Regions from separate parts of the Homo sapiens genome. Here region 2 is linked to region 1. A link is a loop called in an ENCODE intact Hi-C map of the cell type or tissue named here. Cell type or tissue: right lobe of liver. All regions are shown on one strand. Each heading gives the region's core, and the rest is flanking DNA. Links, peaks and the distances in the headings are about the cores only.

Evidence for each region. Hi-C counts contacts between places; a loop is a spot of excess contacts. Peaks named below come from ENCODE experiments on the same cell type or tissue, not always from the same donor. Only the 100,000 strongest peaks of a DNase experiment are listed, where the experiment ranks them.
Region 2: a loop joins it to region 1, with 3.0 times the contacts of the local background. A loop is called at or near these places in 5 of 110 quality-filtered maps.

What each region holds. Positions count from the first base shown.
Region 1 is chr10:5,628,585-5,631,500 of GRCh38, reverse strand. The region is part of intron 1 of LOC107984199 (a long non-coding RNA gene); the gene reads left to right. It also overlaps the pseudogene RN7SL445P. Among named protein-coding and RNA genes, the nearest start is that of LINC02677, 12 kb to the right of the region's middle. In right lobe of liver, for the core only: a CTCF peak has its summit at 1,482 (motif pointing left); a DNase peak (open chromatin) is centred at 1,470; H3K4me3 peaks cover 199 bases; H3K27ac peaks cover 1,370 bases.
Region 2 is chr10:5,743,206-5,746,121 of GRCh38, reverse strand. All of the region lies in intron 15 of TASOR2 (transcription activation suppressor family member 2), which reads right to left. Among named protein-coding and RNA genes, the nearest start is that of TASOR2, 60 kb to the right of the region's middle. In right lobe of liver, for the core only: no CTCF peak of the experiment used is centred there; no DNase peak of the experiment used is centred there.

The DNA.
Region 1 (2,916 bases), core at 203-2,702:
CTCCTGAGTAGCTGGTATTACAGGTGTCAGCCACTGGCTATCTATCTGTCCATCAATCATCTATTTATCTGTTTATTATCTATTGATCTATCATTGATCATCTGTTTATATATCTATCATCAATCAATCAATATATCTGTCTCTTGAGCTATCATCCATCTATTGATCTATCATTGATCTATTATTTAATGGGCACGTGTTGAATGTCTAATACATGGCTCTGAACTGAGTCTCGGGAAGGGAAATGCAAAGATCTTGGCTTCCCTTTAAGACCCTCCCATTTAGGAGAGGATAAAAGATGCATCAGCTTTATCAACATCGTCTCAACAGAAGCCAGAATGGAGTGAATGCCACACAAGAGGAAAACAGTGCTTGAGAATTCGTTGTTTTTAAAAAATGCATCATGGAGAAAGGGAATCTGAGCTCTGTATCTCCAGTCAAGGAATGATATGAACCGAAACACACATGTTCTGGAAAATTGATCAGATTGTGGCGTGTGGTGTAAACAGGCAGCTGGCAGAGCTGGAGGCCAGATATGGAGTTGGGAGAGGCGGTGAGAGAGGAATGTGAAAGCCAGGCCGTGCCTGCCAGTGCAGAGATGGACTGGACCGGACTGGGTGCCCAGGTGGATGAAGCCTGGGTGGGCGTTCAATAGCTGGGACACAATCTTTTCTCTTCAAATAGAACACCTATCAAGGGAGATCTCAGCATCAGGTGCCCCAGCCTGAGCAGTGCTTGCTGAAGGTGTGTGGAGCAGCAATGGTTGGTTGTCTCAGCGGACACAGGGGCTGTCATGTCTTTATCCTCCAGGCCTTGGAATGATGCTATTTGCTATGTGACATTTGAATCTCTGGAGCACTGACCTCGAGCCACCATGTGGTCTATTTAAATTGTGTGTTACTTGGCTATGGCTGCCATAACAAAAGACCACAGATTGGGGGCCTTAAACAATAGAAATACATTTTCCCCAAGTTCTAGAGGCTGGAAATCCAAGATCAAACTGTCAGCAGGTTTGGTTTCCCCTGAGGCCTCTCTCCTTGATGTACAAACCACCTTCTTTCTCATGGTGTCTTCACGCGGTCTCTCCTCCGCGTGTGCGCATCCTGGGTGTCTCTTCCTCTTCTTATAAGGAACCAGACCTATTTGGTTTAGGGCCTCAGTCTTATGACCTCATGTAACCTTAATTACACCCTCGAAGGCCCCAACTCCAAATACAGTCACATTGAGGGGTAGGGCGTCCACATATGAATTTGGGTGAGGGACACAAGTTAGTCCATACCATACGGCTACTTGGTATATTTCTTTTATCCTATAAGCTTCTAAAGACCAGGGGCCATGTTGTATTCACTTTCCACAGTGTCTGACACAGAGATAATCCCCATATACTGGTTGAATTAATTGGCTGCAGGATGAAGCCAGAGATACAGGGCTGCTGCCTCCAGCTGCCCAGGCTGTGCACTGCAGAGCTCCACCTAGAGGACGCCGTGAATATTGCTGCTTGGGGTTGTGTAGGGCTATGTTCTGCTGGTTGGCGATGATTTGGAATGTGTCTTTTTTCTTAATTTTCTAAACGTTGCCATGTTCTGCTTCCACAGCTGTGTAAACTCTGAGTGCCTCGAGTGTAAACAGTATTATATCTATTAGTCTGTGAGTAACAGAAACGTTATGTTAAACACAAGAAACCTCATGTCAAACACAAGAGGATTTTTTTTTTTTTTTTTTTTTTTTTTTTTTTTTACATAATAAGTCTGGAGATAGGCAGTTACTGCCTGTGGTTTAGAGCAGAGGTTTATAATTTTTTTTTTCTGATAGTCAATATTTTTAGCATTGTGGGCCAAGTGGTCTCGGTTACAACCACTCCCCTTTGTCATAGACAGGGCAAAATTAGCTCCAGACAAATAAATGAGCATGACTGTGTTCCAACAAAACTATTTACTAAAACAAGTAGTGGGCCAGATTTGACTCATGGGCTGTAGTTTGACAGCCCTCATGTATACCACAGCCAAAGCTTTTGCAGTTTTTTTGATCTTTTGACCATGGGACCCTCATGGTCCCAAGATGGCTGCTACAGCTCTGGTCATCATGTCTATCTTCCAGGCAGGAAGAAAATGGAAAGAGCTTGGCAAAAGGAGTGTCTGCCAGCCAAGCAAGCCTTGTGTATTTTTTTTTGATGTGTTTGTTTTACTTTGGGCACAGTGCCATCCCAAGCAATATAAGGTTTCTCTTACTGAGGAAGAACAGAAGAATAGACAGTAAGTAGCACCACTCAGCCCCTAGCACCACCACTTTAAAAAAAAATCCTCCAACTCCTAGAGTAGTACTGTGCTGAGCACACTGCAGGAAATCCATGAATAACGGCTTCTCGTTTCCTCTCATACTTGTTTCTGGTCACCTCTGGTCTCTTCACTTCATTATTAAATCCTTAGAGAGGACTACAACCTTCGCAGTCTAACTTTGTAAAAAGATGACTCAAATTTTCCGATTCTTGGTAAAAAAAAAACCACACACACCTCAACAGCTCCTTTCATGCTATATAGATTTCCAGGCAGGGAACAAAAGACAGAAAGAGACGGGAAGGCAGAAAGGAGACTATTATGCATTGCTGGCTCAGCAGTAATTGTTGGCAGCTTTCGGAGAGTCGGGAGGTGAGGGCTCAGGCGGCTTTGGGGCGTGATTGATGGGTTATGATGGGGACCAGGAGGCATCTGTCCTGTGTGTTTGAGGATTTGGGGAAGCAGATCCTGTGGTGCGTCTCAAGCATGCATTCTGATGCTGCCTCCTCCAGGAGTATTTTAGGAGAAGGCAGGGATTCTCCGCAAAACTCAGGCTCTGCTCTGTTTTCCATGAGTGTTTCCAAATCCCAGAGCTCAGACCCTGATGAAACTCTTTCAGTCTTGTGAGGCGTGGGGTGTGGCA
Region 2 (2,916 bases), core at 103-2,602, 110 kb before region 1:
GATTATATGTACATGTGAAGAACAGAAAAGATAAAAATTAATTTTAGTTTGTGAATGTTCTTCTGAATTTTCTAGCTAAAAGAATATCACAGGGTACAAATCAAGCAAGTCCCTCTTTTAAAGGCAGACTTAAAATACCCCCCAGTGGGATTTGTTTTCTTTAAAACCACACACAGAAGAGAGCTCCAAGCTTTTTGGAAGAAAAATAACTAGACCACTGACAATTTAAAAGACTTTAAATGCAGCCTGTTTGCTACTTAGCACCGCTTAATCCAGAAGTGTAGCACTAGAGAAAAAGCATTCAATTTTGTTTTTAATAAATGAGATTAATTTTTTTTTTTTCAAGACAGCGTCTTGCTTTATCGAACAGGCTGCAGTGCAGTGGAGTGATCTTGGCTCACTGCAACCTCTGCCTCCCGGGTTTAAGTGACTCTCTGCCTCAGCCTCCCGAGTAGCTGGGATTACAGGTACATGCCACCATGCCCGGCTAATTTTTGTATTTTTAGTAGAGATGAGGTTTAGCCACGTTGGCCAGGCTGGTCTCAAACTCCTGACCTCAAGTGATCCACCCACCTCGGCCTCCCAAAGTGCTGGGATTACAGGTGTGAGCCACTGTGCCCAGCCTAAAAGATAATTTTTAAAAAGCAAATAACATTTTTAACATCCGTTTTCAATTAGACCATAAGTACACCATCATCTGAAACTTTCCCATGAGGCAACAGAGTAAATTAATTACTACCCCCTGTACTCAGAATACATTGATTCTAGTCAACAAAGGCCCCTCATCCCTTAGCTATCTTCTTTGCATGAAACTGGAGATTCTTTCTCATTTGAATACCTATTGTACATGGCAATTGAAAACTTTATCAATGCAGTTTGCAATCATAAACTGAACTAAAGGCACTGATTTAAACAGTAGCAAGCAGGATTTAGGTTAAACATTAGCAGAGCTATCATCTCAGGACAGTTCTCATAACCTCATAAACAGGGTGGTATTTGTTTTTTGTTTTATTTAAAGCCTCAAGCATGGCCTTGTCGAGCATATAATAAAATGAACTGATTATACAACTGATCACACCCCTCTGCAATGCTGGGAACACCATGCTCACAAACTGCGTGCCATGTCTTGAAGCATACATGTTGGAAATCAGGAACTGTGTTCCAAATCTCTTGTTAAAAACATTTCTGTCTTAGGTAGGGCACGGCTTCTCACGCCTGTAATCTCAGAACTTTGGGAGGCTGTGGTGGGCGGATCACTATAGGCCAGAAGTTCGAGACCAGCCTGGCCAACATGGCGAAACCTAGTCTCTACTAAAAATACAAAAATTACCCAGGAGTGGTGGCATGCACCTGTAATCCCAGCTACTCGGGAGGCTGAGGCAGAGTCACTTGAACCCGGGAGGCGGAGGCTGCAGTCTCAAAAAAACCAAACCAAACAAACTCATTTCTGGCTGGAGCAGTGGCTCACGAGACTCTGTCTCAAACAAAACAAAACAAACAAACCAACCAACCATTTCTGGCTGGGGGCAGTGGCTCACGCCTGTAATCCCCAGCACTTTGGGAGGCTGAGGCAGGTGGATTGCCTAAGGTTAGGAGTTATAGACCAGCTTGGCCAACATGGTGAAACCCTGTCTCTACTAAAAATACAAAAATCAGCCAGGTGTGGTGGCAGGCGCCTATAATCCCAGCTACTAGGGAGGCTGAGGCAGGAGAATCAGTTGAACCAGGGAGGTGAAGCTTGCAGTGAGCCGAGATCGTGCCATTGTACTCCAGCCTGGGAGACAAGAGTGAGACTTCTCAAAACAAAACAAAACAAAACAAAACAAAAAAACAGAGTCAACAGTGTGGGGCTGAGACAACAGAGTTTTAAGAGAACAAAGTATTAGAAAAGTCTTGAGAGTCAGTGTCCTTCTGAGAACTTTAATGGCCCTCCCAATCATGTGGCTGGTAACGTTTAGCCTCAGTCCTAAATCTCACCATGACTGTAGTCTTAGTGAAATGCAAATAGTGACAATCTTGATATATTTCTATTTCGATATATTTTTACTACAGGTAAAGTGTAATGCTTCTAAAATAAAGTCTGACAATTCAGAAAGAGTGCTCAACTCAACACATGACTAGCAGCAACATGCTTTTGGTTTCTAGTGCCTATCATGCTAGAATCCTCTTCTTCACATTCCAGTGTGCCAACTGGTGGAGGGAGTGCGATAGCACACGTGTGCCTTTCAAGTACAGGCACAGCATTCAACAAGATGACAAAAAAACAAAAGCCTACGTAAGTACATACTAAGGAGATTGTTAGGAATCACTGATTTGAACAGTCAGGCTTGCCAAAATCATTGCTAAAATTAGTACTGATGATAGTTAATTACATATTACCACGACAAATGGTATTTTATAAGAAACTAGCATGTATATATGTATTAATTTAAATCTCCCTGACTAGACTATATTTTCTTATTCTAAGGTGGTGATTCTTAACTGGATTTTATGTAATTCTTTGAGAATAGGATGGAACTGCTGAACCCCATCTTTAGGGGAAAAAAAAAGCACATACATAGTTAACATTTAGGTTTTCTAGACTGGAATCTTGGCTTGACAATTTTCTATGTGACTTTAGGCAATTTCTTTACTTCTCTATGCTTTAGTCTCGTCATCTATGTAATGGGGAGATTAATAGTCTTTAACTTATTTGAGAATGAACTGAGTTAATATGAGTGAAGGGCTTAGAACTCTTACTTTCTGGCACACAGTGACCCAGAAATCTTTAATTCTCATGATGATGACAATCACTTGAAGATATTCACGGGTTCTATGAGGCTCACCCAAGGACCTCCAAGTCCCCGGTGACCCCGGGTATAGGAACACTGTCTACTCTTTCTTAAGACAGGAATCAGAGATGCTGCCCAAACCCAA